2 separate regions of the Homo sapiens genome follow, and region 2 is linked to region 1. The links are chromatin loops, found by intact Hi-C in ENCODE. Cell type or tissue: heart left ventricle. All regions are shown on one strand. Each heading gives the region's core, and the rest is flanking DNA. Links, peaks and the distances in the headings are about the cores only. Region 1 overlaps CAMK2D (calcium/calmodulin dependent protein kinase II delta). Region 2 overlaps CAMK2D (calcium/calmodulin dependent protein kinase II delta).

Evidence for each region. A loop is a pair of places that touch in the nucleus more often than their neighbours do. Peaks named below come from ENCODE experiments on the same cell type or tissue, not always from the same donor. Only the 100,000 strongest peaks of a DNase experiment are listed, where the experiment ranks them.
Region 2: it touches region 1 in a loop (2.5-fold over the local background); 5 of 110 quality-filtered maps call a loop at or near these places.

Annotation. Positions count from the first base shown.
Region 1 is chr4:113,519,713-113,536,545 of GRCh38, reverse strand. CAMK2D (calcium/calmodulin dependent protein kinase II delta) reads left to right here. Exons shown (of 21, transcript NM_001321571.2): 8 at 5,247-5,330. Among named protein-coding and RNA genes, the nearest start is that of CAMK2D, 230 kb to the left of the region's middle. In heart left ventricle, for the core only: no CTCF peak of the experiment used is centred there; no DNase peak of the experiment used is centred there; H3K27ac peaks cover 286 bases.
Region 2 is chr4:113,450,508-113,467,340 of GRCh38, reverse strand. CAMK2D (calcium/calmodulin dependent protein kinase II delta) reads left to right here. Exons shown (of 21, transcript NM_001321571.2): 17 at 1,737-1,812; 18 at 7,100-7,194; 19 at 9,778-10,006; 20 at 11,520-11,615; 21 at 12,826-16,309. The coding sequence ends at 11,586. Among named protein-coding and RNA genes, the nearest start is that of CAMK2D, 300 kb to the left of the region's middle. RefSeq lists an enhancer at 14,505-15,052. In heart left ventricle, for the core only: no CTCF peak of the experiment used is centred there; no DNase peak of the experiment used is centred there; H3K27ac peaks cover 94 bases.

The DNA.
Region 1 (16,833 bases), core at 4,300-12,299:
AGGTTAGATAATTGTTTTAATGCCCTTCATTTCTGATTTATTTTCCTCTGAGCAACAACAACAAATAGAGGACTAAAAACATGCTATTTCTTTGTTTTATATGCAAATACTTTTCTGAGTCCCTAATGTACACATCTCCCAAGATGTACATATGGCTCCCAGGATTCACCACATCTCCCTTTTCTGCCCCAGCTGTTACTGGGAGTGGAGGGTGTGCCAAGCCTCCCTGGCAGCCTAATGCAGGACCTCAGTTCCTGCTGCCTGTCCTTTTTCAGTAGTACCTGACAGTTATTCTTGGTTGAAGTCTCTCTCATGTTTAATATTATCTTTTACATTATCTTTTTACCCTCCAATCCTAGATGAATTTAATACCTCCAAACTTGTCATTCTGTTTATAATATTTTAACTTTTTAATAAGCTTGTACCCATTAACTGCAAACTGAACGAAGGTAGGGCCTAGATTAGGTCTGTAAATTAGAGATTCAGATGATCTCTGTATCCTGGAAAAGAGTACAATTAACACAGAAAGAATATATTGTAACAGGAGTTAAGGGTTGAACAGGAAGTAGTGGGGCTATCACAGAGATGGGCAAAGCAAATACTAGAGATACATAAATTAAGTAGGAAGTCCTGACCCTGGAGGAGCTAAGGCTTTTGTATCTATAACTATTTACCATTCAGGGTGGAAGTATCTTAACATAGGAATGTATGAGGTGCTGTGGGAACACAAGACAGGAAGTACAAAAACCTGCCTCTGGAGAGAGGTTCAATAATTGCCTTAACACTTATGGTTGCCTAAAGGATGAATGGGACTTTGCTCACTGTCATGCAAGAAGATTAAGGCATTCCAGACAGAGGGATCTGCACATGGAAAGGCTCAGAGGCATGAAACTATTTTTTCTATTACAGTAAAACAAGAAGTTTGATAAAGCTAAAGTATACTCGAGTGAGTAGTAGTTAATGAGGCAGGAAATGATTTTATGTTTTTTTGAAGGATTTGGATTTCACCTTAGAGATTTTGGGATCTGGTGAAACATTTTTAGAAGAGAGGGACATAACTGGGTGTATGTTGTTTAATAATGATTCCAGTAGAAGTATAGAAGATGATTTAAGCATAGTTAATCTGCAAGCAAGGACCCAGTTAGACTAAAACAATCGTTCAAATTATGCATGATGATAGCGTTGACTAGGGAGGGTGTAGGAGCAAGCAAGTTCCAAATAACATACAGATCAGACAGGAAATATGAACTCTAAGGGAATCTGTTTAGGAAACATGAAAGTCCCAGACATTGGGTTCAAAGACAGGACTCGAGTCCTGTGTAGAGCAAAGCAGGACCCCACTTCATGAGAGACTTGGGGTATGAGGCAGGATACAAAAATGGGAACTTAGGCCCAGGGATATAATTGCCAGAAATTGGTAAAGATGATGATAGGATATCAGGAATAAGACAAGCCTTTGTTATCAGGTCTGAGGCTCAAATTAGCATCAGCAGCTATGTTTGATGATTACAAGAATGTTGGAATCAAGCTCCTTAAATCTCGTCTGTTTTTGAGCTTAATGTTTTATCTCCTCTGCTATGACACATATAGTTTGAGAGCAGGGCTATGTGTAGTGGAAAAAATTTTACTTTATGAATCAGAATATATGAATTTATATCTTGGCTCTGATTCTTAACAGCTGTATGATATTGAGCAAGTCACTTTAAATCTGTGAGGTCACTATCCTCTTTGTAAATGGGATAATAAACACTTCTTCACAGGACTGTTATAAGATTGAGTGAAATAGTCCATAGAAACTTGATTGAGCTATAAAGGATGTTCAATAAGTTTTCAAAATTGTCTTGGTGTGAAACAATGACATAATTCTTTGCATATTCAGTGAGAGTTGTTTAGTGAATCAGTGAGTAGAGGACTGAATATCAGGTCAGTAAAAGCAATAGCATCCAAATAAAAGTACATAGATTTTCAAATTGTTACTGATTTCTAAAAACAAGCTGGTCCCAAAGAAGCAGTGACAGCTCAGCAATAAAATTTCCACTTCATCAGCATGGTGCTATCAGCAATTAAGTTATTGTTAAGGTACCTGTTAGAGTAATAACTTTTAAAAGAAGCAACATCTTAAGTTCTAAGGCAATTCAGTATTTCAGAAGTACAGAAAAACAGAGTGTCTAAACTTGGGAGAATATACTTCTTTTTTCTCTTTCTTTTTCTTTTCTCAAGTTCAAGCGAATCTTCATGGTAATCTGAGAAAAAAGGAGATGTGGTGTTCTACGTTTCTTTCAGATGAGCTGCCAGATATATTTTAAGTATTAGGAGTAAAGGCATGTTTTAATAATGAATGACCTGTTTTGATGTTTATTCATTATGATCTGCCATTATAGTCCCATATATTTTTACTGATTAATTTTATCTTTCAAAATGTAATATCAGTGTTTATGGAGGAAAAGCTTTGTTATTTTAATTTTGATAAAGAGCAGGACTCTTTCTTCATTATGTGGAATACCAGAGCTTCAGGCTTTTACATAATTTTATTTTAATAAATATACGAGGTCCATTACAAATAAGAAAAAACATAGTATGTATACGAAACAACATAATAGATAATACAAAGCATTATGGAAGCTGTTTATTGTTTTTTTTTTAATTATCATTTTTCAAGTCCCAACTTGTTTGTTTTTTCCCATATTTACTTTTCATTTTCTAGTCTGGTCTGTTGGAATACTAGCCAAAACTGGTAGAAGTAAACACCCTGTCACTATACTTGATAAGATGGCTAGAAAATTTACCAAAAAGAAATATTCAAATATATTCTGTTTCTCTTATGGAACTGGACATGTTATTTGCAATACATTTCTAGCATTTTGTTGCTGCTAGAAAAAAAAAAGATAACTACCAAGATCTTGGTTCATGGAAGAATTATTTTGCTTTGTTGCTGTTATGTCTCTTTTTTATGATATTAAGGTTCTTTTTATGCCAATGTGTTACAATGGATACATTTCCAACAGTCAGTAATTCTCTTTTCTCTTTGTGTTATCTATTTTGATTTTCTTATTGGTTTTTCAAAGTAAGAAACATATGCTATCCCTAAAAAAGGCAAGCTCTCATTACTTTTTCTATTGATGGCATGTAGTATGATAATCCTAGATTCTTGCAAGTTTAATTTCCCACAGAGAAGGTCTTCTCTATTTTACCCCCCATATGTCTGTATTTATGAGGTCACATTGTACCGTACATTCTTTCCTAACGTCCATGCATTTAGATATATGCTTCAATATTCTTGGGGTAAGGACCCCATTGACTGCTCAAATGATGGTTGTAACTAAATAAGAATGAGCATGCTGGTATTCTCTTAGAATTTTAGTCTCCAGAAGAGGTTTGTAATAATTTATATTTTAAATGATCTTTTCATTTCTTCCTCACATAGTAACTTACTTCCCTATCTTAGGGAAGCTTAGGAGAGGTATTGTTAACATTTCGTACTTCTGGCCATGTATTCTAAGTTATTGAAATCATACATTATTAAAGTTTACTGATTTAGACAGAAGAGTACAGATTGTATATAAAAGAGTCATTGAAATTCAGGGTGAGAAGGGACCACCGAGAACTGTAGGTAACTAAGGAGAGCTCTAAGATGGAAATAACTTAGAGCCACTCTCTGTTAGAAAAGAGGTAGAGAAAAAATATTGAGGATTCAAGGAACAGAAAAAGTAGTATCAAGGGTGACACTGAGAAGGCCATTTTTAAAAGACCTTAAAGAGATTAGTCAGGTCAAGGGCTCAGAAGGAGAATGAAATCATGTTGAATGAATGAAGTGTAGCCGGATGATAAAGGATCTGAAAGTGCACACTAAGAACATTGGATGTAATCTGGACATTAGCATCGATTTCTCACTGGAGTCTCATTGCCTGTCAACTCTAGAGAAGTTGGAGAAGGATGGTGAGAGTGGAGGGGACAGAAGTGCTGGCAAACTCTTTAAAACAATTGTGTCCATCTCTACCTTGGAATTCACAGAGTGCATATCACTCCTTGAGGAAATCTTCAAGCTTTAGGCAGTGGAACCACCATTATTGCTCAGTAATTCTCTGTACCTCACAACTACCAACCAAATATTTATTTCAAGTCGAGTTTGAGGTACAGATGGATTACCCAGGGTCCATTTGAAGCTTAAATTGCAACATACAGGTCTTTTCTTGGAATCCCTTCTCATTGTCTATCCAATCTTCCCCCAAAACAAACAGAAAAAGAAGAATGGTAATAGAAAAGAAAAAAGATTAAGTGCAAAGTTTTTTTCCTCATTTTCTTTTTTGTTCAGAGAAGTAACTGTGTTGTATATATTGTCTTTTAATACCTCTTTGCATGTTGTTTGTACTTAATAAGTATAAATTTGTCACAGAAATGGGGAAAAAGTTTCTTTCTTGGACACTTTGCATTTCAATAAGTATACAGTGTGTTTCATCAGTGATCTGTGGTTGGAGAAATTCCATTATATATACTTTTAAAAAGTTTTTTTTAGTTTATTTGTGCTTTTAAAGAAAACTTCCAAATGAGGATAGTTATTTTTAGTATGTTTCAAGTAAACATTTTTATTTAAAAAACTGTTATTTTCAGAAATAAATATTTTACTCTAGATTCTAGCTATAAATTGTTTCTAAGTGTAACTTATTGAATTCTATACCAATATGTATAATATGAAGTTTTCTTTCCCCATCTAGTTTTTCTTACCACATCCCTTCTTAAGTCGAATGTCTAGTTGATACTTGTTCAGTAGTGATTCATCTGAATATTCCTGCATCTTCTCTTTAGTTGCCAGTTACAAGTACATACTGATTATTTAACAGTACACAGTGAGCTCTGTGATATATTTTCGACTTATATCTTCTCCTGGTGAGTTCTTCTCCATATTTCTTTTCAGGTGTAGTTTTAACTCCCATATACATAAAGGACAATAAGAATTGCTAACCAAAAGTGGCCTTAAGTATACACAGTGACTTTGCAGCATAGTAGATTGGCCTTCATATCTGGAAAAAAAGATGTATTTTTTTTCAAATGAGTTACAGGGCAGGGCATACTAGTGTTGATATTTCTATAAAGAGAAAGTCTACACTATTTATTGCTCTGAGAACCTTGTTGTGTTTTGAAAAACATATAATCAGATAAAGAAGCCCCCGATATTTTTCTTTCTTAGTTTCCCATTTCATATTGTTTTGTCAAATCAACTGTGACTCATTAACATCTCTTTTCCCTAGGTTTTGCTGGCACACCTGGATATCTTTCTCCAGAAGTTTTACGTAAAGATCCTTATGGAAAGCCAGTGGATATGTGGGCATGTGGTAAGCAATTATATTTTGAAGCAAATTTTGTGATAAGCTAGTGTCTTAGTCCATTTGGTCTGCTATAACAATCTGTCATAGACCAAGTGGGTTAAATAACAAAAATGTATTTCTTATTTATTTATTTATTTTGATACAGTGTCTTGCTCTGTCGCCCAGGCTGGAGTGCAGTGGTACAATCCCGGCTCACTGCAACCTCTGCCTCCCAGGTTTAAGCAATTCTCCTGCCTCAGCCTCCTGAGTTGCTGGGATTACAGGCACGTGCAACCATGCATGGCTAATTTCTGTATTTTTAGTAGAGACAGGGTTTCACCATGATGGCCAGGCTGGTCTTGAACTCCTGCCTCAGGTGATCCACCTGCCTCAGCCTCTCAAAGTGCTGGGATTACAGGTGTGAGCCAGCATGCCTGGCCACAAAAATTTATTTCTCACAGTTGTGAAGGCTGGGAAATTCAAAATCAAGGTGCCAGGAGATTCGGTGTCTGGTGAGGGCCTGCTTTTAGTTTTATAGAGAGTTATCCTCTCTTTGTGTCTTCACATGGCAGAAACAGAGAGGGGGCTCCCAGGGTCTCTTTTATAAGAGCATTAATCCCATTCATGAGGCCTCCATCCTACCAAAGACCTCACTTTCCTTCCTTCCATCATATTAGGAGTTAGGATTTTAACACATGCATTTTATGAGGGACACAAATATTGTCTATAACAACCACAATTTTTATAATTTAAAATACAAGTTGAACATCCCTAATCAAAAAATCTGAAATTTAAAATGCTTCCAAAATCCAAAACGTTTTGAGTGCCAACGTTGATTGCCACATGTGGAAAATTCTGCACCTGACCTCATGTGATGGGTTGCAGTCAGACACAGTCCAAACTTTATCTTATGCTAAAAAATATTTAAAATATTTCATAAAATTACCTTCAGGCTATGTGTTTAGATGTGTATAAAACATAAATGAATTTCATGTTTAGACATGGGTCTCATCCCCAAGATATCTTATTATGTATGTATAAATACTACAAAATCTGAAAAAATCCAAAATCTGAAACATTTCTGGTCCTTAGCATTTTGGATAAGGGATACTCACCCTGTAATATCTTTTAAATTTGAAGTTGATATTCTCTAGTGATCGACTTACAGTAGAAGTTCTCAAACCTCAGTCTACAGCAAGATTACATGGACAGCTGTTTAAATGACAGATTGCTGTGTTTCTGATTCAGTATATCCAGGATAGAAACTTTTACCTTTTTAACAAACTCTCAGGTGATGCTAATGCTGCCATTTTCTGGAACACTTTGATAACAGGGATGTGGAGCATTGCTCCTAGTGGTTATGTATTTATGCTGCTATCTTCTCAATGGATCCAGCCAGTCCTTCCAATAAGTATTATGTTTGCCCATGATACTTGGCAGAGTTTAAGAGTGAACTAGTAAATATTGGAAAATAATGAAATTGACCATCCCGAGGGGACAGAAGTCTGATTTAGGCCTCTATCAGCCAACTCAAATCAAAAACAGTATCCTATGCAGGCCCAAAGACATATAATGGGGAGGATTTTCACCCACAGTTTTTATAATGGAATTTTTATGTTTCAACATATATTTTGAATACAGGAAAGACTGAAAGAATGCTGCAACATTACCCTACTAAGATTATCAACATAATCACCTAAATTCCTGATACTATGTCATTGCTACCAGCCTACAAGTAGATACCTAACTATCATAGTTTGGCTTTAGTGTGCTGCAGACAGATTTCAGTGCCTTTGGTGTTTGTCAGCAAGCTTGGAAAAGTTGATTTAAAAAACTTTACTTGATTCTGAAAATAATTTTTTAGACTTGTTTTAGTTTAAAAAGTTAATAAATTCATCATCACTACTTTATAGTGATAGGCTGTTCCTCACTATATTTCTTGTCAGCTTTACCTCTTTGGTAACAACTTGATGTTTGATCTTAAACTGATTGAATCTTGGGCTTTCAGAGTTACCTCCATGCCTGGGAAGGCAGTGGTAAAATAGGGCACTATATTTATAGTTTCAACCCCTGGGGTTCAGTCTTTACGTTTTACCTACTAACCCAGTCTCTTTAATATATCTGAGTTGGTTTCTTTACCTGTAAAATAGGAATATGTTACCCTCATTGAATTGTAGGAGGGTCAAATGCAGTGCACTTTAAAGGAAGACAATTGACAATTGCTACTTAATTAATGGGTAAGGTCTTAGGAATGCCCCAAGCTCTGTCTTCCTGCTACCTACCTGAGAGTATCTTCTAAGCATGAACTCTAAGGCATGAACTCTAAAATGCCTTGAATTAGAGCATTGTCACAAAATATCTTTGTTCAAATCTAAATGTTAATGGAAGATATCTCAGATATTTTCCTTGCAATAAATCAGCTCCCAGCATACATAGATCTGTTTCTGCTGATGAATTTAAAAAGCAACAGAGTGGCCTGAGACTCAGGCAGACACAGACAGGTTTTGTGAAGGATACAATCATATTTTTTAAAGTATTTTTAAAACATGATAAAGCTATATTTTTGTAAAGATAGGGGGTTGTAGCTAAAACGCTGCATTTGGACCTTGAACACTAGAGGGATAGTGTGGCATACAATAGTCAGTAACCAAGGGAAGCAGGACTCAGCATAAGGGACATTTCATACTCTTTCTTTGCCTGCTTCATCAAAGGCCTTTTCCAGCCTCTTCTGCCTTTGTGTTTATCTCTCCTTGTTTTCCTAGTTTCCTTCCTATTTTCTACTTTTTTTCTTCATCCCTCCTGTCTACTTCATAGGTAAGAGGCAGTATGTATAGTGGTTAAGAGAACACACTTAGCTTCTCAGTTCACTTGCTGTATGACATGGCACAAATTCTTTAGTCCCTGTGTCTCAGTTCCCTCTTAGAAATGGAGATCATCAAAGTTCTTGCCTCATGGGACTGCAGAGAGGATTTTTTAAATACAGTAAGTGATAGTTATCATTGCTATTATTATACAAAGTCTTTATTTATAAATGAAGTTTCTAGATAACTGATATATGCATTATAGTAGGCTTAAAAAACAAAGTGTATTATATAACTCAGCATTATTGGCGTGATTATCAGTAGAATGCCCTCATCTGATGACCTGAATACCAAATTCTCTCTCTCCCTCTCTCTGCTTTCTTTCTTTACTTTTAAATTATTTTCCCTTGTTTTATTTTGTAAAAGGTGTTATTATGGACAGATTTCACAGCTTCTGAATCATATTTTACTCTGCCAAAGAATTTAAATAAATTATTCATTTGTTCTTATATCGAAAACATTTTTTCATGTTTCAAATGTGTCACCATAAAAAATGATAGACAAGTGAGGTGATAGATAGGTGAGTTAGCTCTATTTAATTATGCCACATTGTATATCTGTAAATATCAAAACATCATATTATACCCCATAAATGTATTCAATCATAATTTGTCAATCCAAAAAAATTAAGAATTTTTTGAAAATTTAAAACCTTTTTTTATAATGTATAAGTTTTATTGGTGTTGAAGAATATCAGATCCACTAAAAAGAAACCCAAAAAGCTAATAGTTTATGCTAGGGATTCTTCTCTGGCTGTGCAGAAAAATCAATGATGAAGCATATACAGGCAAACCTCAGAGATATTATGGGTTTAATTTCTGGTCTCACAATAGAACAAATATCAAAATAAAGTGAGTCACACAAATTGTTTGGTTTCCCAGTACATATAGAAGTTATGTTTACAGTGTACTATAGTCTATTAAGTATACGATAGCATTATGTCTAAATGCACATACCTTACCTAAAAAATACTTTAAAATAGCCAGGCCCAGTGACTCATGCCTGTAATCTTTGCATTATGGGAGGCCAACCCAGGAGGATCTTGAGTCCAAGAGTTTGAGACCAGCCTGGGCAACATAGGATGACCCATCTCTACAAAAAGAAAAAAGAAAAAAAAAAACTGTATTGCTAAAATATCATCATCATCATCTGAGTCTTCAGCAAGTTGCAATATTTTTGCTGAAGAGTCTTGCCTCAGTGTTGATGGCTGTTGACTTATCAGGATAGTTGTTGCTAAAGGTTGGGGAAGCTGTGATAATTTCTGAAAATAAGACAACAATGAAGTTTGCCACATCAGTTAACTCTTCCTTTCATGAAATATTGCAGTACTCACCAAAATGTGACACAGAGACACAAAGTGAACCCAAGTTGTTAGGAAAATGGCACCACAGACTTTCTCAATGCAGGGTTATCATAAACCTTCAGTGTGTAAAAAATGCAATATCTGCAAAGTACAGTAAAAAAAAAAAAAAAAAAGCACAGTAAAACCACATATGCCTTTCTATCAAAATGCCCAGATCCTGCATGGGCCTCTGCTTTAGTGGATCTGTGGTAAACACAGGCAACTGCATTTTTAATAACCTATGATGTATTATCAGAGTTTGGATTCACTGTCTTAGACTCACAAAACACACTATGTTCAATTTTAATATTACTTTGGAATATTTGATTTTATGTGGATTGTCTGAGTACATTTCTGTAATACAGTTCATATATCTAACCTTTTAAAATAATGGAATATCTTATAATAGTGAGATTTCATATCTGTGAAATGTGAGAGAACTTATAAGTTAGAAGCTCTAACTTTCTTGTCTGGAAGAGGGAAAAAGGATAGGTAGAGAGTAGTTTCCATCTTTGTTTTCTAAACTATATAACATTTTGTTAGGTGTTAAGCAAATATTAGATAGATACTACGTACACATGTGCATACATGCATGCACACACACACACACACACACACACACACATCAAGAATGACTCCTTAGAAACTTATAGCCATAGGGCATCTCATAGATTTTTAACCCCAATTTTGCCACCTTTCACCTTGCTATATTGTATCCTTTCTTCACATAATATTATGCAAACAGCCAAATTCCTTTGTGATGAGCCTTGCCCCAGTTGGAGCATGTATGTGCCACCAATTTCCATTTCTTTAGAGACTGTGTGGACGCTTTGTCTAGAAATGCACTTGAGATCACACAGCTATGAAAATGTCTTAAGTGTTCTAATATCACATGTTGAGGGGAAATGACTCCCACTAGAACATTATAATGTATTCTTTTGTTACATATCTTGGTCATTGTTGTGGGATTTGGAATTGTTTTACCATTTTATTATATATCACCTCACTCGTGTGACATGAAAGTGACATTAATTCACTTTATTTGTAAGGTGATGTACCCTTAAACTCATCATCATTGTAATCACCACCACAGTAATGGACACACTATTTGGTTGCTTTTAGGTTGTGGCTTATCCTGAGGGAAACTCTTTTTTAGCCATTCATTAGCACTGTCTCTTGCCAATTAAGTAGTGACTTATTTTCAAGAGTAGACACTGGGTTGAGTGGTAAAAAATTACACTACTCAGAAAACAAAAGAAATGCAAAACAAGCCATTTAGCAGAAAGGCAGCTAGCCTTCTATATGAATTAAGCTCTGAACCCTCATTACAGCAGAGCAGAGTGAAGCAGGGCATTGGTATAATGACTAAAACAAGCCTGTACATTATTTTTATTAGAATCATGCAATTATCTGCACACAGGAAATCTCGAATTCCAACATTACCTTGCTTTTGTGATCGCACACAGAGTATGGTCTGACCTGTACTCTCTCTTTGGAAGCAACTATTCCATTACTGGAAAGCAAATAATAAACATTAATGAAGCAAGAACATAGCCTTGTGTTCTGCCATTAACAGCAGTAAATTGATTTTTATGACTTAATTGTATGTATAACTGCTTCCATAATTTCCTAATGGGATGAGGAAATGTTTGTGGATGTCACTGGATCACAAATTTCTAACAGAGCTTCTTCTACAATTTGGCCTAAAAATAAATAAATAAATGCAAGCCTATAACATAGGTCTCTCCCGCACCCTATGTACATATGTGTTGTCTTGCTACTTTTCTGCCTTACTTAGGTATCACTCTCAACAGTTATGAGTGATAATAAATTAGTGGCTGTCACAAATGTACCTTGACTTCGGACAAACCTTGGGAATTTTATGGAATATGTTTCTTCTTTTCTTGTGTGGTGAATTTAGGTTCAGCAATGATGTGTTTTCTGGGGTTTAACCTTTTCATATTTCAGCTGGTGTAAGTCATTATCAGTTACTTTAGTCATTTTGAAATCCCAAGCCTACTGGATATTCTGTTGCTATTACCAGTTCTGAGGTTACCTTACACTTGGCCAATCACAGATAGGCCTCCAGATTAGAAGCCTTCTGCCTTCATCCATTCTTACCCACATCTCCAACAGTCTTCAGTTCATGGAGCCTTACTCCCAATCATAGTCTTTACCAATATTCTCTTACTCTGAACTTACACACTGTCTTAAATTTCTCTACATTTACTATGTCTGGTTTCCCTAACTTGGTGTTTTTCAAACTCTGAAACACAAACCACATGGTTCATTCAGAGTGACCTAAAGTGCACCCTCCTGAGATCTACCTCAGGACCATTGAATCAGATTCTCTGGGGCCACAGGATGCAGCAATCCCACTTCTGGTTATATATCCAAAAGAATTGAAAGAAGCACCTTGAAGAAATATGTGTACACCTATGATCATAGTAACACTATTCACAACAACCAGGAGGTGGAAGTAACCCAAATGTCCATTGACAGATAAATAGCTTAAACAAAATGTGGTTTATACGTATAATTGTATATTATACAACCTTAAAAAAGAAGGAAATTCTGTCCCGTGCTACAACATGGATGAACCCCAAGGACATTATGCTAAGCAAAATAAGCCAGTTACAAAAGCACAAATATTATTATGATTCTACTCACATGAAGTATTAAAACAGTCACTTTCATAGAAACAGAAAATAGAAAGGTGATTACCAAGAACTAGAGAGAAAGGGGAAATTAGTGTTTCATGTATATAGAGTTTCAGTGTTGAAAAATGAAAACAAACTGGAGATCTGTTTCATGACAGTGTAAATGTACTTAGTACTACAAAACTGTTCACTTAAAAATTGTGCATCTGGCTGGACATGGTGGCTGATGCCTGTAATCCCAGCACTGTGGGAGGCCAAGGTGGGAGAATCACTTGAGCCCAGAAGTTTGAGACCAGCTTAGGTAACATATAGTGTGACCCTACCTCTACAAAAACAGAAAAAATTAGCCGGGCATGGTAGCACACACCCGTAGTCCTAGCTACTCTGCTCGAGAGGCTGAGCCCGGGAAGATCATTTGAGTCAGGGAAGTTGAGGCTGCAGTGAGCCATGTTCATGCCACTGCACTTCAGCCTGGGTGAAAAAGAGTGAGACCCTGTCTTTAAAAAACAAAACAAAACAAAAAAACAACAAAAAAAAAGATCTGTTTTATGTACTAATTATTTATTTATTTGTTTGTTTGTTTATTTATTTATTTATTTATTTATTTCGAGACAGGGTCTGGCTCTGTTGCCCAAGCTGGGGTGCAGTGGCACCATCTTAGCTCACTGCAACCTCCACCTCCCAGGCAGAAGTTATCCTTCTGCCTTAGCCTCCCCTGTAGTGGGGACTACAGGTGCACACCACCACACCCTGCTAATTTTTTACTTTTTGTAGAGACAGGGTTTTGCCATGTTGCCCAGGCTGGTCTCAAACTCCTGAGCTCAAGCAGTCTGCCCACTTCGGCCTCCCAAAGTGCTGGGATTGAAAGTGTGTGGGACCTTTTTTTATGTACAATTTAAAGTCACTGTGCGGGACCTTTTTTATGTACAATTTAATGTCATGTGTTTAAATTTAATGTTAGGTATTTTTAGCATAATTTAAAAAAAAAAAGATTCACTGAGGTGAGGCTCAGGAATTTGCACTTTAACAAGCGCACCAGGTGATGTTGATGCAACACCAAAGCTAAGCAATACTACCACAGCTAATTTCAGATTCCTTTAGGAGAGCAGTTTTTAGGATTATTACAGGATATGTCAGAGGTTGCAAACAGGTGAAGTCTTAGTTCAGGCTGCTATAACAAAGTCACATAGACTGCGTGGCTTATAAACAACGAAATTTCTTTCTCATAGTTCTGGAAGCTGGAAGTCTGTGATCAGGGTGCCACCATAGTCAGGTCAGGTTTTGGTGAGGGCCCTCTTCAGGGTTACAGACTGCCAACTTTTTGTTGTATCCTCACATGGTAGTTAAGAGAGCTAGCTAGCTAGCTGCCGTCTTCTTAAAAGGGTGCTGTTCCTGTTCATGAGGGACCCATCCTCATGGACTAAATATCTCCCAAAGGCCCCACCACACCAAATACCATCACATTGGGATTTGGATGTCAACATATGAATTTTGAGAGCCGTACAAACATTCTCTCCATTGCAGGCAGTCTGCTGTCTTAGTCAGACATGCGGACATTTTATTCTTATGAGTGTTGATGTTAATTATTTATCTTTATAATTTATTAGCAAGTAATTTCTATAAAAACTATCAGTTTCTTGCTTCTCTAAAATAATCAAAAGAACAGGTGATGCAATGCTTTTGCTCTTTTATAGTAATTGTACCTGTCAGACACATGAACACAGCTGCCGCCCTGGTGACCACCCCACCCCATACACAGTACAGGTGCAGGCCTTCATCCCTGCCTGCTGCCAAAAGGCCTGTCAGTTTGCCACTCCTACTACATGGCATAGATAGTTTCCATCCTCTGAAACATGCCTTCCTATCTTGCTGGCATTGATCTTCTAGCTCTTTGTTCTGCCCTTCATTGGCCATTTAGGTCAGAGTGTTAGTTGAGCACTTTCTCTACTTGAAATGTATGATGATTTTCCATTAATCATACTACAACAAGGTAAGAGAGAGCCATACTTATCACTCATGTAATTAATTGTGTACTTCCAAGTTCCACATGCATTTTGCTTATAAGTTTATAATGTACCCCTTTATTTACTTAGAATATTCAGTAACTGTCTTAGATTCTTCCATTAACTTCCTACTATCTTCTCAGAGTTCTCCAACATTCCTTCTTCATCTCTCCTTTTGTAAGAACAGCATTTAGAATGTTTAATTATTAACAAGATTATAGGTTTAACAACTTTTTTAACATTAACTTTTATTAAAATCAATTTTGAATGTTCTCGATGATATAGTCTTTCTACCTAATTGTAATCAGTGCTTCTCAAAAGTCTTATTAACCGGACATCTCTAGCATCTCCCAAGCACAAATATATACATAAGATAAGGAAAACTAGTTTTAATATCTACCTGTATATGGAACCAACTCTATCAAAAATAGTTTTAACTGTTTGTCATGGAACATGTGAAACATAAAATGGAGAGAATACTATAATAAACTGATGGCTAATCTTATTTCATCTATTTCCTCCCTTTCATTTCCCACTCCAATATTATCTTAACCAAATTGAAACATTGTATCAATACATCTATAAATATTTTAAAGTATATCTCTAAAAGAAAAGGACTCTAAATATGACAGTAATATTAGTTTTAAAATTTTAATAATTATTGCTTAGTAACATCAAAATATCTAGTCATTTTCCTATTTATCCTCTCCTGTCATAATCTTGTTTGGTCTCTTAGGTCTCTTAGTCATTCTTAATTTGTAATTTTTGCTCCATTCTCTCTTCTGTCTCCTTATTTCTTGATTTATTTTTCAAAGAAAACTGTAGCTCCAAGACAGCACATGTAAGTGCTCAATCTTGGTCTCTAGATACTATTTACCATTAAAAGGAACCAGAACTTTCTGTAATAGCAGCTGATTTCAAGTTTAGAACAGGAAAAAAGCAAGATGATCCAGGAGCATCTTGTCATACCACAAAGAAAAACTATTAAGGACCACAGAGTTTATATTAACAGATGCAGGAACCACTTTGAGGAGGCTGGCACTAGCCAAAGATGGGGCAATTGAGAATCAATAAGAAAAATAACATAATAGATTGAAATACATCAAGTAAGTTTAAATCCAGGAATTGATAATGATAATCAAAATTCAACAGAAGTCCTAACCTTTGGGGGATGTTGGGGAGCCAATGCGTTATTTTAAAAACTGGCTAGTAAAGAGGAAAATAAATAAATAATAGCCTATCTTTCCTATATGAACTGTATCTTAGGCCAACCAAGTGGATAAGGAGCAAGATTTTCTTAGTCTAAAGAAAGCATGATATAATTAGAGTATCATCATTTTGTTTGTTTGTTTGTGAGTCTCACTCTGTTGCCCAGGCTGGAATGCAGTGATGTGATCATGGTTCACTGTGGCCTCGAACTCCTGGGCTCAAGTGATCTTCCCACCTCAGCCTCCCAAGTGGCTGGGACTAGCTGTGCATTCCACCACACCTGGCTAAATTTTTCTATTTTTGGAAGAGACAGGGTCTTGCTATGTTGGCTAGGCTAATCTTGAACTCCTGGGCTCAAGTGATCCTCCTACATCAGCCTCCCAAAGTGCTGGGATTATAGGTGTGAGCCACCATGCCCAGCCATCATTATTTTGCAACCCCAGTAAAATTATGTAGGCAGTAATCATAAAAGGCTGCTAGTGTCATGAGAGATACCCAACATTTGGAGGTCACATCATCACCCCTCAAGTGGTCTCGCAAAAAAAAGACTTCTTCATTGACTTTTAATGATTTTAGTACTTTAGGTATATGGGCAAAGAAAAAGAGCTAGTGATTTTTTCCTTTCTTTTTTCTCTGACATAGAAAAAAGGTAAAATTTAGGTTTATTAAAAAGATAAATTGGGCTTACTCATGAGGCAAGAACTCAATTAGAACAACAAACACTTTTATTTTATTTTATTTTATTTTTATTTTTGAGGCAGAGTCACAAGACTCTGTCACCTAGGCTGGTAGAATTCAGTGGCACGACCTTGGCTCACTGCAACCTCCACCTCCTGAGTTGAAGCGATTCTCCTGCCTCAGCCTCCCGAGTAGCTGAGACTAAAGGCATGTGCCACCATGCCCGGTTAATTTTTTTGTATTTTTAGTAGAGACAGGGTTTCACCATGTTGGCCAGGCTGGTCGTGATCACCTGACCTCAGGTGATTTGCCCGTTTTGGCCTCCCAAAGTGCTTGGATTACAGGTGTGAGCCACCACGCCCGGCCTAGAACAACAAACACTTTTAAAATAAGCATTTGTTTAGAGGACCTAGCTAAAGGAAAAAGTAGCTGCAAGGAACATTTAAGATAGGACCAAATGGACATCTTTGCTAGTATGTCAAGGTCTCTCAGTTAGACAACACAAAGTTTTAAATTTTATATTATCATTCCTACTAAAGTTCATAGATAAAGAAAAAGTGGCTGCAGGGAATGTTTAGAGCATCATTATGTCTGTCCTGCTTGTGGTTGAAACAGTTACTTAATCTCTCAGCCTGTTTCTTCATCTATAATATAATGCAGATAATAACAATATCTACCTCATAGCATTATACAAGGATTAAATGAGATAATGCATTAAAGCACACATAACTCTGAATAAATGTTATCTACAATAAAATTTATTAGTATTACATTATC
Region 2 (16,833 bases), core at 5,942-13,941, 71 kb after region 1:
GCATTTAAGCTTGTGGTTAAAATCTGCTTGATGAAGATCAGATTCATAAAAAATGCAAACTGGTTTCTTTAGTCAATAAAGAATAAAACCTGAGGTCAGCTTTCTTCGTGATCAATAGCCTCACTACCTCAGTAAGATAAGATGGGAAGTAACATTTTGTGATTCCCAGTCTATGTTCAGTGATTTTAAGGGAATATCGCAATATTCTTAAAATCCAGTAAAATTTGATTTCTAAAATATTTCATGCAGTAATTTTATAAATAAGAGAACAGTGTTCTGAAATCAAGAAAAGTTTATTAGTCTCAATTGATTAAATTCACAAACATTGAGCATCTATTCCATAAAAGACACTGAACAAAGCTTTTTAGGCTATACAAGAAAATAAAATGTTCTTTGCCCTCGGGAAGCTTTTAAGTTAACAAGGAAGACACATTACACAGTACAGAAAGTTTAATAACAATTTAAAACAAGTAATAATGTGTTTTAAACTAAAGAAGGTATCAAGAGATAGCATATGCATAATTGCCGAGTGATACAGATGCTGCAGGCTTTCAAAAAAGAGAAAGAACACTTGAGGCAGATGTCAGTAGAAACAAATTCACTGAATAGATAGGATTTGAGCCAAACCACTATTAATAATTTCACCAATTATGGGCTAGGAATAGAAACAAATCATGATTGGTGTTGGGTTTGACAGCTATACCTGGAGGCTTTCATCTTATTATCTGCCTACATCTACAGTATTGATTCATATGTCACTTCTTCAATTTGTAGAGTTTACTAAAGGCCATTTGTCTAAAAACAAAGGCCAGTCACAGTGTCGGCATCCTTTTGTAGAGTTTGTCAAGCAGAAAAGTGAGAAAATGCAAATAATTATATAAAGTTCAATATCTCAATGCAAGATATCATCTTTACTCTGAAGATAGACATATTATTAGAATGATACTTTTTAAGATTGTTTTTAATAACACTTGTTAACTATGAAGAGAAATATGTTTACTAATCCAATCAAGTTAAGGTAGTAAAAACTAATTTTATTTTATTTTATTTTATATTTATTTATTTATTTATTTATTTATTTTTGAGACGGAGTTTTGCTCTTGTTGCCCAGGCTGGAGTGCAGTGGCGTGATCTCGGCTCACTGCAACCTCCACCTCCCAGGTTCAAGCAATTCTCTTGCCACAGCCTTCCCAAGTAGCTGGGATTATAGGCATGCGCCACCAAGCCCGGCTAATTTTGTATTTTTTTTTCAGTAGAGATGAAGTTTCTCCGTGTGGGTCAGGCTGGTCTTGAACTCCTGACCTCAGGTGATCCGCCCACCTCGGCCTCCCAAAGTGCTGGGATTACAGGCATGAGCCACTTTGCCCAGCCTTAGTAAAAACTAATTTTAAAAAACATAGCCTTGACCGACCTTTCAGGTGACTGTTGTTTTCAAACAAATGGAAAATAGCAGTGCTTTCCAAACATGAATGTACTCAGAGGTCACCTGAGAGTCATGTTAAAATGCAGATTCTGGCAGGGCACAGATCACACCTGTAATCCCAGCACTTTGGGAGGCAGAGGTGGGAGGATCACTTGAGCCCAGGAGGTCAAGGCTGTAGGGAGCTGTGATTGCGCTACTGTACTCCAGCATGGGTGACAGAGTGAGACCCTATCTCAAAAATTAAAAATGAAAAAGAATATTTAATATGACTTTTGTCTTTTATTCTTACCCAACTCCATATTTTTGCCTTTAGCACGAAAGCAAGAGATTATCAAAGTCACTGAACAACTGATCGAAGCTATCAACAATGGGGACTTTGAAGCCTACACGTGAGTAGCGGACGTTTACTTTGCTTTCATGCATATGGTAAATATATTTTTTATATGAATGCATTATTCAACATGTCTGAATTCACATATATTTAATTCAAGGTTTGATATGTTAACAATAGTTTTATTTCATAAATGACTAAGTGCCCCTAGGAGAGAAAAATTTCAGAGAAAATTTCAGAGAAAAGATTTCAGAGGCCAGGCACAGTGGCTCACACCTGTAATCCTTGCACTTTGGAAGGCCAAGGTGGGAAGACTGCTTGAGGCCAAGAGTTCAAGACCAACCTGGGTGACAAAACAAGACCCCGTTTCTACAAAAAGTTTAAAAATTAGTCAGGCATAGTGGTGCACACCTGTAGTCCCACATACTTGGGAGGCTGAGGCAGGAGGATCACCTAAGCCCAGGAGGTCGAGGCTGCATGGAGCCATGGTCACATCACTGCACTCCAGCCTGGGTGACAGAGTGAGACCCTGTCTCAAAAAAGAAAAGAAAAAAGATTTCACAGAGAGAAGGCTTGACTTCTGATCCAACGATTGGAGATTTCTTTGTAAATATACAGATGTATAACCACTCCCACATCACACATACAGAAGTCCAGATGAGAAAAGGTCAGTCCAGGCAGAGCAATTCATGTGAGCAAACACACAAAAAAATATGAAAGTACATAAAATGTGCATTTCAGCTTAAGAAATGTTTTCCCTTGCAGTTCTGCAGAGGTTCTGGGGCAGAGAAAGAGATTAGGAGGTGACATGAGGCAGCCTTCTCTCTTCAGCCAGTACAGCTCAACTTTATCTGCATCTCTTTTATATGTTTGTATCTTAAGGAAAACTTTACTTGAAGAATGGGTTTTAATGCTTATTTAAAGTTTATAAACTCCTGGATCATAGGAACTATGAAGGAAATTACTTTGCTGAAGTTAAAATAAAGCATTCAATTTAAATAGGGCCTTCTCCTTACACCATGCAACTAATGAGTTCCACCCCAGTGAAAGACTTAAAATGCAAAACGGAGATTGAATCTGATCTCTGGCTAGAAAGATCCAAAAGCTGAAGATATAATCATAAATGAGAACATAATATGATTATACCTAAATAGATAAAACGTGTATACTTTAATTAAAAAACCAAGAATAAAAGAGACAAACTTAGAAAAACATTTGCAAAACATATATCAAAATTTAATTTTTTATATTGCGTGAATATGATTGAAAAGTAGAAAAATAGGTAAAGAACATGAACTGACTATTATCAGAGGAGGAAATATAAATGACAAGTAAACTAGTAAAGGCATATTCATGTTTACTAATTAAGTATACACAAACTTGAATGCAAGAGCCTCTTCTCCCTATAAAGTCAGCAGAGATGTAAATTCTGCTGATAGCCAGCAAGGTGCAGATACTGCAGGACAATGGTGACTTTCCTCCACCATGGAATAAAACACAATTGGGTGCAAACTTTCAGGGTGGTGGTGGTGGCAGATATGGGGGGATTAGTAATATATTTTGTTGTATAATCTGTTATTATATACCTGAAAGCTTTTATAAAGTCTCACTTTACTGTAATACTATAATTCTACTTATAAGAATTTAACAAGTATAAATTTTTTATGTAAAACATGAACAAAAATTTGTGAACAAAGATATATACTGAAGCAAAATTCATAATAGTGAAAAATTGGAAACAATGTATATGCCCAACAGTACCATTCCCATTAAATCATCTTTGGTACAATGGTTATGTTGAGTTTCTAGCGACCTGGAAAAATATTTATGATGTTTTTACTGAAAATTAAGCAGGACTTAAAAGACTATGTACATAATTATTACAACTAAAAAAGTAAAAGGTATTAAAAGTGCCAGGTGCGATGTCTCACGCCTGTAATCCTAGCGCTTTGGGAGGCCAAGGCAGGCAGATCACCTGAGGTTGGAAGTTCAAGACCAGCCTGACCAGCATGGAGAAACCCCATCTCTACTAAAAGTACAAAATTAGCCAGGTGTGGTGGTCCATGCCTGTAATCCCAGCTACTTGGGAGGCTGAGGCAGGAGAATCACTTGAACCCAGGAGGCAGAGGTTGCGGTGAGCTGAGATCGCACCATTGCACTCCAGCCTGGGCAACAAGAGTGAAACTCTTTCTCAAAAAATAAACAAATAAATAAATAAAAAGTATTAAAAGTGGAATGAAACATGCCAAATTAGATTTTAAAAAGAAAAAAAGAAGTTGCCTCTGAGAGGTAAAATTATGTGTGAATTTTTTTCCTGCTTTTTTATTCTTCCCAAATTTTACATAAGCAAGTATTACTTTTATCATTAGTTATAAATAAACACAAAATATAAAATATGGACGAGATTAGCTAAATGTAAGACAAACTATATCAGGAGCTTCTTCTTATAACTTAAATATGTGTGCATATATGTATAAACACATGCATATACTTATGTATGAGTGTATCCATTCTTTATCATGACCTAATAAGACATACTTGGAATAAAAGAAATAGTAAAAATTGGAGTTAAGAAGAAGTCTGTTTTCAGAGACAACCGTTCCCTATTAAACAATTGTTTATAGCTGTGCCATAGAACCTGCTTTTTAAAAATTCTTGTTGCTGTTATATCCTTGTTAGATACATATGATTATCCAAAGAATAAGATTATTCTCTTTTTTAAAAAATCTTTTTTTTTTGCAATAGCATTTCCTTGTGGAATGATAAAAAGTTGTGTTTGTTATTGTTAAAAAGAAGTTGCCTCTGAGAGGTAAAATTGTGTATGAATTTTTTTCCTGCTTCTTTTATATTCTTTCTAAATTTATAAACAGATACTACTGTTATATAGGGAGCAATTGTAGCCAGGCAAAAGTGTATGTTTCCTATATTCTCAGTTTAAAATAGGGTATTTTAAATAATGCTAAACCTTGGGATCATACCAGTTCACTAATATCTTTGCCTATGGAGACTTATAATCTGGCCTGATTTTGTACTTTCCAGCCAGAGCTAATCCAACAGGGCTTCCATTCGAGAGCTTTTGGGATGGTAGAATGTACTGGTGGATCCCTGTCAGCTGGTCCTTAGAACACCTGTTCAGATCACACACACCCACATGTCAAATGGCAGCTTTGTGGATCTTTCATTAATACAAAGCCTTTTATGGGGTAGATGGATGATTAGATAGATAGATAGATAGATAGATAGATAGACAGACAGACAGACAGACAGACAGACAGACAGACAGACAGACAGACACACACACACACACACACACACACACATTTCCAAATATACTGACTCTTTTTCATGGCTGGGTAAGAAGATCCATCATGGCACAGTGATTCCCAGATTATGTTAGTACTGATGTAAGGCAGTAAGAAATTTTGGTTCACTGATAATGACAACCAAAAACCATATTTATAGAGGAAGTAATAGCCCCTGGCAGAATAAATTCTTGTTACCATAGGAACGCTGTTCTTCCCATTTTGCTTCTTAGAAAGAGACTATATATATTTGATTTTAAGCTTAAAAATGCCTGCCCAGCAGGCAATCTGAAGTGAAGGTTACTGTAATCCTTGCCCCCATCATCTTTAAGGCACAAAGGATATCCACTGTGATTTCTACTTTTTAAAGGTATTCTTTAAATAACACCGGTTCCACGTTCTATAAACAGTACTGCACTTTGAGGAACTACAGTGAGTTAGACTTTTGAAATTTGTATTTCTGTTGAACATTTAAAAAATTTTGCTCCCCCTCCACCCAAATGGGGAATTTCTCTATGAAATTAGATGTGGCCCCATCCACTGTATTACCCTTTGGGGCAAATTAATAAACAGTCCAAAATCCTTTGATTTGTACTCCATTTGATCTACCTTGTGAACTCCCATTCATTCTTCAAATCCAGGTCTTGTCACCTTCTCTGAGAAGCCTACCCTGATCACCATAGGCCCAAAGGAAATATTTTCTTCTCTGCATTTCCAGGGGCCTTACACACATAACACAGTGACCCTGCTTTCCATATCAAGCAACCAGTCATCATTCCCCAAGCATACTCTGCATTTTCACAGCAGCAGACCATTGCACTTGCTGTCCTCCCCCTGCCCACCACCTCCCACACACCTGGAAAACTCTTACTCATTCTTCAAAGCCCAGCTCAAATTTTCTTCCTCTCTTAAACCTTTCCTGTTCATCTATTCTAGTATTGATTATTGTATAATTGCTTGTTTTGAAGAATATCTGCCACATAGTAAGTGTTCAGCAATTCTTTACTGAATAAATAAATTTCTCCAAAGAAAGCTCATTGGTTTTTTCCAAATATTTAAAATTGTGCACCCCTTTATTGAATCATATTTCTAGGATTAAGAAAGAAAACCAATATGAGCATTTGAACCTTCTGTTGATTTCATTTTAAAAATAAAATAAACTTAAACACAATAATAAGATGTAAGTCTTGTGGACATTGCCAGGAAGTGTAGGGTGTGATACTTTCTTTCAAGTCAATTGTAATATACATGTTTGACATGAATGTAGGATATGTGGTCCATCAAAAATTATTCCAAGGCTAAGCATGGTGGATCACCCCTGTAATCCCATACTTTGGGAGGTCAGGTGGGAGGATCACTTGTGCCTAGAGTCCGAGACGAGCCTGGGCAACATAAGGAAACCCCATCTCTACTAGAAATAAAAATTTAAAAATTAACCCAGCATGGTACTGTACGCCAATACTCCCAGCTACTAGGGAGGCTAAGCCGGGAGGATTGCTTGAGTCTGGAAGGTTGAGGCTGCAGTGAGCCATGATTGCACCAATACACTCCAGCCTGGGCAATGGAGCAAGACCCTGTCTCAAAAATAATAATAATTATTATTATTATTATTGCAGAAGTATTTAATTTCAGAATCAAAGATAGTTTTATAGGATTTGGAGAGTGTCTTACACTTGGACAATAGGACTTGGAGAGCATTTTTAAAAAATAGTAAACCTCAATCAAGAGTTAGAAAAACTGGAAAATTCACCTTAAAAATAAAAAAGTAGAAATTATAAAAAGGGGCCTCCTAAAATATTGTGTATTATCATCTGCTTGAACTGGATAAATTAGTTTGTTCCTATCAGAGTTCTCTGCAAAATGTCTTTTTAAGAGTCTGCTCCTCAACCCACCTTGCCAAGGTTTATGATAGAACTTTTGTATGTAAGTGTTTTTAGAGGCTCTTTCCTTCAGTGACTGGTAAATCAGAATGTTTACACATGAAACAACAAAACACATTAAAGCACCTATTAATTGGTTGTTTTCATTATTTTTCTTTTACAGAAAAATCTGTGACCCAGGCCTTACTGCTTTTGAACCTGAAGCTTTGGGTAATTTAGTGGAAGGGATGGATTTTCACCGATTCTACTTTGAAAATGGTACATTTATTCCTAATTTAATAACATGCCCTTTTTAAACCTCTCTGAATTTTCCCAAATTTGCAGATTATTTTGCTCTTTTCTACAATGAGAGTTTTTACCTTCATCCAGCATTTGAAACCATACAATGGTTTTGTATTCAAAATTGAAAAAAAAATATGTCAGGCTTGGCTTACAGTTTTGGTGTGTTTTAAAAAATATCTTTGTAAAAAAATTAATGTTGACTGGGCACTGTGGCTCATGCCTGTAATCCCAGTGCTTTGGGGGCCGAGGCGGGTGGATCACTTGAGGTCAGGAGTTTGAGACCAGCCTGACCAACATGGTAAAGGCTCATCTCTACTAAAAATACAAAATTAGCTGGGCATGGTGGCGCACACCTGTAATCCCAGCTACTTGGGAGGCTGAGGTATGAGAATTGCTTGAACCCGTGAGGTGGAAGTTGCAGTGAGCCAAGATCGCAAGCCTGGGCAACAAGAGTGAAACTCCATCTCAAAAAAAAAAAAAAAAAGTAATGTTGATTGAATACACTTCAAGCAAGTTGCAGTTAATGTATAATATAAGCTATAAAGCAGTTACAAAAAATGTTATTTCACATTTTCATAAAACTATATATAAAAAAATTAGGCAGGCACGCTGGCTCATGCCAGTAATCCCAACACTTTAGGAAGCTGAGGTGGCAGGATAGCGATAGTTTAAGGCCAGAAATTCAAGACCAGTATGAGCAACATAGTGAGACCCCATCTCTACAAAGAATATAAAAATTAACCAGTCATGATGACAAGCACCTATAGTCCCAGCTACTTGGGAAGCTGAGATGAGAGATCACTTTGAGCCCAGGAGATTGAGGCTGCAGTGAGCTATAATCATGCCACTGGACTCCTGCCTGGGTGACAGAACGAGACCCTGTCTCAAATTTTAAAAATAAGAAAAAGAAAAAATAGGAGGAAAAAATTTTTAAAAACCACACCATGCCAAAATATTTAACATAGAAGAGTGCTTTCAAGCATATGTGATGCTTATTTTCAAAGTAAAATGAAAATGAAGGTGAGTAATCAGATAAATCTTTCAATTCAAATTTTAAGACTTGTGGTAGTTTCAGAGGAAACAGCCACTTTTCAAAGAAGGTGACAAAAGAAGTTCATCCTGCAGAAATCCTTCAGGTCATCAAGAAAAATGTAAACCAGGAATTCCCTTTATCCTTCTCTTTTTCCTTACACCTAATGACATTAGACATTATGCTGTGTTTGCATCTTGCATTAAGGGAATTTACTATTTTTGCAGAGATCTTATTGAATTAAAAAAGAAATGTATTATAGGAATGATTAGGATAATCACATCACTTTCAGTAATTATAAGCTTTGATAAGAATGTCTGCCTTGGCATGGATTTTCGAATTAAGATGTGTTGGATGAGTTACTTTTTCTTATATGCATTAGACATTTACAAACAAATAAACAAAAAGAACTATTTGATAAATTCTCTTTAACAAAATTTCAGTAAATGTTATCATATTCCCTATATTCCAGTGTTCTGATAGCATCTCATGTTTCCTCCAACTAACTCTCTATCGACACCATCTGATCCCTAATGAAAGAATTAACTCATTAATATTTTAACCTATTTCAGTATAACACTATATATCATGTTCCATAAATATAATTCCTTCATAATGGGGTATTTAGGTGACTATAATAATATTTTATATAATTTGAATAGATGTTTTCTGAGAATGGAAAGCATGTTTGGATAATAGCCAAAAACAATTCAACCTTTTCTAGTGATCTAAGAAAGAAACAGCATCAATAAGTGATGTGCACTAAATCCTCCTCGTATCTCTTGGTGACTGAATAATTAGAATTGGTAACTACTGTCAAAACCAGAGGCTGGAGCATAGTGAGGGCTACTCAGTCAAGGGAAAGAGCTGGAAGACCAGAATCAGGCTATGTGCCAACACCACATTTTGAATGTTTATCAGATGATCACAGTGGACTATCATGGAATGGACTCTAGTATGTGGAGGAGTCAGAGAATGAGATGAGAAACAAGTTCATAGGCTTGTTCAAAGGCTACCACCAGCCTTATTTTGAAGACAGTGATGTCTATACCTGAAACTTGATATATTTCCCTTCTCCCACATACTTCACCAACTAACAAAAACAACCACCACCACAAGATCCCTGGTCAGCTGTCCCAGCAGTTCATTCCTGGAAAAGACAGGGGCAGTGCTTGGCACACCTGGGCCAGGCCTTCTTCACTTCTATTCATGTTGTGATTTCTGTTTCTAACCACTTTCCATTGTAAATAAATATATCTCTCCAGCTTTTTCACCCAATCAAAATTTCCAGAGAGCATATAAATGCCTGTAAAGGAAACCAGATAAAATAAAGACTGTATCCACTTTCATTCTTTTTTTGCTTTGTACAGTGCCCAGTACCCAATTAGTACAAATAGTAGATTAATTAACTAATTAATTAGTGAGTGAATAAATGTCATTTCATTCATTGGTCCTAACTGAAGTTATTACTGGTTTTAGTTTCCTTTACATAGAAACTAAATTTTGCTTTTCATGTTTTTCTCTTTCAGCTTTGTCCAAAAGCAATAAACCAATCCACACTATTATTCTAAACCCTCATGTACATCTGGTAGGGGATGATGCCGCCTGCATAGCATATATTAGGCTCACACAGTACATGGATGGCAGTGGAATGCCAAAGACAATGCAGTCAGAAGAGACTCGTGTGTGGCACCGCCGGGATGGAAAGTGGCAGAATGTTCATTTTCATCGCTCGGGGTCACCAACAGTACCCATCAAGTAAATATTTCCAGGCTGTCAGCTTCTTTGTTAATACACCCATGGTCAGCTCCTTCTACTTATTCCATTGTTAATAGCATGGTATATGTTATTTAACGCTAGTAGTTGGTTACACTGATGAAAATAAATGCCTTCACGGGAAAGGTTTATGATTCTCTGGAAAGATCAATCAGATCAGCCATTTGTGGGTTGAAACTTGCTATAGAGCAGTATATGATAGGTTTAGACAGGACGAGAGACTACGTGATCAAAATCTCACAGGGTTAAATCTAGAGGACTTGTATAATAAGGCAAAATATTTGTGACTTCATCTTCTCAATTGACAGAAGAAGGGGATATCAGAGGAAAACATAGGGAGGAGTTTCTAAAATGGCCAATATATTATCAGGAGTTTCATTTCATAGATGATCCCCTAAAGCTCAGTTAGAGAGACAGCATTTAAAAGGCCATTGTCAGGTAGTGCAATGTCATTCTCACCTCACCACTCTACCTCAGATATCATTTGCTTTTCCAGTCAGCGATTAGGCACATATTTATTGTGAATCACCTAGGTGCTTAATCTGTGCCAGATTCAACACAAAGTACAAGATATTGCTTTCAAGAAACATGTATTCTCATTTAGCCAATCATTGATTCTAAAGAAAAAAATGATATAATAAAGTTTATCATCAACTTCAGAATACAGTAGAGTTAATGAACAGTGTAGTAAACTGTTTATAACAGTTTGGAAGTACACTTTGTATATAAGATAGAATTTTGGACAAAATCTTAAATGATGAGTAGAATTTAGAGACATAGACTGAAAAAGCAAAGGAGGATGGATAGTCCAAGCTAAATGAGCATCATGAAGAAAAGTACAATATCAGGATTTAGTTTAATATGATAGAACATTATTGGTAAGGAAGGCCGGTTACAACTAAAGAGGAATAATTGAAAATAGGCTTATTGGTAAAGTGGAGTGAGATGAAAACAAGAAGAGTTTAAACTCAGTGTAGAAGTTGGGTCCACTGTTGATCTCTTTCCAAATTCTCTCACCAGGATCACCTGTTAATATTTGAGATTTGGAATGGGGGTTCATACAAACAGCCATTCAACTCACTCCAGAGAATCCATCATGATTTCTTAGTTTGGTAGCATACCACAGTGGTTTTCAGAGGCCTTCTGTATAGCCTTAATAATTATATATCACTGTTAGATTTGTAAAAAGTGGGTCAACAGGGACAAAAATCAAACCAAACCAAACAATAGGCTGAAATTTATTCCCAAAACCATAGCTATGTAATTAAGAGAAAAACACAAGAGGAATATGAAGATAATGAAGACACCCGTTTTTGTGTGTTTTTCACCCCAAAGAGGTACAGCACAAATCGCCAGTTAATATAGAAGGGGTTACATTCATACAGTACCAGGGGTTTAGGTTTTTTTGCAGTTCCCTGAAGTGTTTATGGGATGAAGCCTATTCAAGAAAACTTCATTTTATGCCAGGTGGCTTAAATGGGGCTTCTCTTAATAGGCCACCCTGTATTCCAAATGGGAAAGAAAACTTCTCAGGAGGCACCTCTTTGTGGCAAAACATCTAAGGCCTGAAAACCATTCACATATGGGTCTTGTAAGTAACATCCTGCTCCGTGATACTTTGTGACTGGAGCTGAATGAAAAGCTGCATGGCTGTTTTCCTTCCTTTTGAGGATATTTTTTATTGCATAATATTCAATGAAAAACGCACAAGGTCTTTGAAAATTCATAGCAATTTTGCATGAGCTTTTGAATCTAACATTCAGCCCTATTTGGTAGCATAATCCTTATTTTAAAGGTAATAAACACTGAAAAGAATTTTTTCCAACATGTGGATTGTGTCATGTTAGAATCCTGAAGTTTTCACATCAAAAGTAAATTATGTCTGGGTCAGTTCAGATAACTCTCAATTATCCGGACTTAATTTATATTAAGCTTTAGAATCCTTTGGTGTCTTAACCATTCTTTCAAGAGGTTGCAGTTCTGTAAGCAGCTGGCTATGGCGAATGTGTAAATCAATTTGCTGTGCCTGACTGAGTATAATGGTACTTGACCATGAGGACAGGCCACAGGAGGAAGTCAAGCTGAAATTTAAAACTCACAAAATGGGTAATTCCAGAGGATAATTGAAAGTTGACTGTAATTAACTTCATGCTTTTGTTGTTGTTTTTAATTAATTGTTTCTTAGACTTGGGTTACAAGCATTCAGATATGTATGGTGCTGTTGTGAATATTTGCCTCATTCAGAGAACTAAACCTTATCAGAGCTTTTAACAAATAGTGCTCCCAGCTGTTGCTTTCAGCAAAGGAGATCTCCAATTAAAGAGAGTAATCATGTTCTCTCTACTTTCGAGACTATATTCCTTGTTAAATTGACTTCTAGGTTTCATTTCCCAAGGAATCTAACAATAATAACAGAAGCTAAGGATGAACTTGAATTTTAAGTCTATTTCAACAAAAGGATTATATTCATTTACTAATTTGTCCAGTAAACAGGAATGCTTAAGATGTATACTTAGATTTAATAATGTGACTGAAGACTGTGTCTCTGTCTCTTTATTTTTAGCTTAGCTTTGTGTGAAAAAATAATTAATACTGATCTTCTAATTTAATACTCTCTTTGTGTAACATTGTATGTTTCTTCTTGTAATGATCACAAGCAAACATCTCTTATACATAGTGTTTTCAATCTATTTGTTAGCCAAGTTATAAAACTGTAGCCTAGTCAAATCTATGGCAAAGCAATTTGATGATATTTTGTAAAACAATATAATTTATTTCTTCCTCCCCCTTTCTCCTTTCAGCTAAATTTCAACAGTGCCACTTCTGCATTCTCTGTTCTCAAGGCACCTGGATGGTGACCCTGGGCCGTCCTCTCCTCCTCTTCATGCATGTTTCTGAGTGCATGAAGTTGTGAAGGTCCTACATGTAATGCATATGTGATGCATCATCTTATCATATATTCCTTCCTATACATTGTTTACACTTCAACTACGGGGATGTTCCACACAAACTTAAATTACTGTTGGCAAAACAATAGGGGGAGATTAGACAAAAAAAAAAATCCACAATATTCCAAGTACAACTCTTCATCAAGTTTCTCTGTTAATGCCAAGATTTAACAGACTTAAGAACTATTGTTCTCTGAATGACAGTTGTAAGAGAAATGTAAATTTTTTAGAACTCTTTGCTGTTAATCTGTTTTGGTTTGTTTGGTTTTTTTTTTTTTTTTTAAGGTAAAAAAAAAATACACCTTCAGTTTCCTGGTGTGATCCTGGTTAAAATGGATGATTTTTCATTGAAAGTTTTGCTGATTAACAATTAAAGTGGGATGATATGTGGGCAAAATCACTTATGAAAGTAGAAGCAAGAATCAGTTGGTTTGCTACCACATAAAGCCATGCTGTTTTTGGTCAAACTGTGTAAACTGGAAAAATTCACATCATTTCTGAGTTTAATCACTTTAGGATATATTCACATTGTTTTGGTGAATTTGCTGAATTGAATTGTTTTTCTTTCTCAAATCTGTGATCTCTTTTCTTTATCCTGTTTCTTTGTTCCTTTCGTTTGCTTTCTTATTTTTCTTTTGTTCCATTCTTTTCTTACTTTTTTCCCTTTTCCTTTTTTGGGGAGGCTGGCTAGTAGTGTGTGAGAAAAGAATAGAAGTGAAATTTGCATAATGAATGTAAAAGGGAAATAAAAGTCTTTTGAAGGTAGCTATACTAGCACTTTTGATCATCTTCAGGGCCCACAAAAATGTTGTCAAGATTTTAAAGGTTTATAATTCTGCTTAAGCTCTAGTTTGGACTTAGGTATCCTAACTATGTTGGAGGTATTTGCATTGTTTAAAGTTAGGATAAAAGCAAGTTCCTCCTGTGACTGCAACGTCTTACTGATTGGGACAGTTGCCAGGAGGATACCAACTTGATAGCAGAGGGGGTTTTATGCAAACGCACTCACCTCCGCCTTGGGGAATGAAAGGGTCACTTCTGCATCATCACTAGCTAGTTTTCTAGTGTTAGAGAGGCTTACAAATGTTTGCCATTCTCATAAGTGTTTTGAACTTGATCTTTGTGACTTGTGCTTTTTTAGCTTCTCTCTTGAATCAGAGTATCATTGTCTTCCTCCAAGGAGTTAGAATTTCCCAGTTTAAAACAAAAAGGGAAATGTCCTAGGTTTTCTTTGTGCTTCTCATTTTTCCTTTGTTGATTCAATTCCTGTGATTTTTGTTCTCTTCCCTGAAGTGCTTTACAGTGCATGGAATCTCCATCATTGTTATTTTAACGATAGTAATTCACAGTCCTCAGAAGCCTATTTTTAAAGCAGAAGCAAAAAAGAAAAACAAAATAACAAAAACAACCCTTCCTCTTTTCTCTCATCTCACCTCTCTGTGTTGATTACTAATCATCTTAGATATTATTGCTAGTGGATGTATGGTAGATGGGTTGAAGCTTTTCTGATAATTATTACACAATTTAAAACAACATATATATTTAAAATAAATATATACAGTAAATATATTGAGCCATGTTAACCTGCCAATGAGATCTGTGAAAAAATAATGGCCTCATTTTTCTCTTTTTAATTTCTTTTACCCTTTTGTGAAGCAGCTATACGTGGCATACATGTATTTAAAGAAAAAAAAATAGATGTAGAGTGTTTTTTTTACACTTTTAACTTAGCATGTGGTGTTGAAGTATTACTGTAGATCAAGTTTGTCTTCCGCACTAAGATGTGAGGAAATTGTGATTTGTTCTCTCCACCACAAATGAATTACACATTTATTATCTTCTATCATTTTGAAACACTGCAGTTTACCATGGGACACTGTATATATTTCTTGCCATAATGGTAAAGGACTGATTGATATATTTAAGAGTTAATAAATTTGTGATTTCTGCTGACAGTGCGTCCATCTTTATTTCTTCAGAAGAGGTACTGTATGTATGCCTGCATAGTGCTGGCCAGTGTCAAGGGCAGTGTGTCCTACTCTGGTCTCATTTAGTACATAACAATTTGCACTTGGTGAGAATGGCAAGTTAATTGTTCTCTGTGAGCAAAACAATGGTCTCTTCTGGGAAAATGTTGCTGAGAACAATATAGTTAACAACTAAGACTCCTAAAAGCTTCTCTAAACTGTACCCTCCAATCCAGCCTTCACATGGCTGCTTTTTTTTTTTTTTTTTAATACGAACCTGTCCTTGTAACACTTTGATGTTATCATTTCTGGGATACAGGCAAGCACCCCAGCTCCTGCTACTCCCCAGCTTGAACTTGAGCATACATGGATGCTCAGCTTCTTTTGATTTGCTAAAAACATCACACTTGCTCACATGCCTGTTTATGCTGTTCATGTTGTTTATGTTTCTTACCTAGAATAAATAGTCTCTTCCCCTACTTCTTTTCCCGACTTCTTACTTTTTCCTAAGATTCAGTGTACAGCATCATGCTCCACAGCAAACCTTCCTAGGCCCTATTCTGGGCTTGCCTTCCCTCTCAAAACCTACATAATAGATTGTATTTACCTCTCCTGTCAACCACATTGTTTTGAAAATATATTTCTATTTGTGTCTCCTCTACTGCAGTATAATGTCTCCATGGGCAAGAACTGTGTATTCATCATTGCATTCCTAAACCCAAACCAAGGCCAGGAATGGAGATATCATTGATAAATAGTTGTTGAATTGAGGCCAAGCCCTTTTGATAACAGAAGCCTCAAGGGGTACCCAGATAGTCCTTGTTTTAATGATGGGTTCTCTCACCACTGTCTTGATGCTCTGAGCAAGTTACCTCTTCCCTCTGACCCTCAGTTTCCATATTTGTAAAATGAGAATAAACATACCAACTTAATAAAGATATTGTGAGGATTAATGGGTACAGAGTGACTAGAATGATATTTGATAGAAATTAAATGGTAGCAGTATAACTATTCTGATCACTGACATTAATATTCCTATTGTTATTATTCTTTGCTCACGAGGGTATACAACTCTTGTTTTGCTGTTGGGCTGCCCTCTTTATGTAGGTTTACTGTTAATGCTGAGGATATACTCGGACTCAAATGTCTCAGCAGAAGGCTGAGAGACACCAAATGAAGTGGTCATCTAGCTGAATGTAGGAAAAATGAAATGTAGTAGCAAATCAGTATATTCTAAGGAAATTTTCAAGGAATATTAATCTTCACCCAAATTTTGAATTTTTATGTAAAAAATTATAATTTAAGGGTAAACATAGATGACACAGCTTTCGAGTGATTTCATTGAATAAAATTCTACTGACTTCTATGAACCTTTCATGGCTCTGTGGTCTTTTTATCAGATTTTTTAAAGGTGAGAATGTACAAAAAGATTACAATGAAGATCAGCGTACTAGACCATGTGTCCATGAACTGAACAACAGCTGTCATAAACCACCCTAACCTGAGAAAGCAGCAGGAAGCATTTACAGCATTCCTGCTTTTCTCTCAGACAAAACCAATTCTCAGAAGAGAGCTAGAATGTTCTCCTGCAGACTGGAGTAGGAAAAGTTGATAACAGATTAAGCAGTAATTGTACTCCAGAAGGATTTGCATTTAGGCTTTTGCTGCTTTACAACAGAAAAAAAAAATTCTTGTTTGTCCGTAAAAAGTGTTTTTATGTTTTTTTAAATGTCACCAACATTTAAAAATTGGATATGTCATGTAAAAGTCAAGATTTCTGGCTTAATTAATTTGAAAAAGTGTAAGGTCTGCCCCACTGGTTCTGTGTTCACTACAGCAGCAGTCAGAGAAGCTGCTGCCTGTTTCAGAAGGGAGCAGGCACTCCCCTATCCCC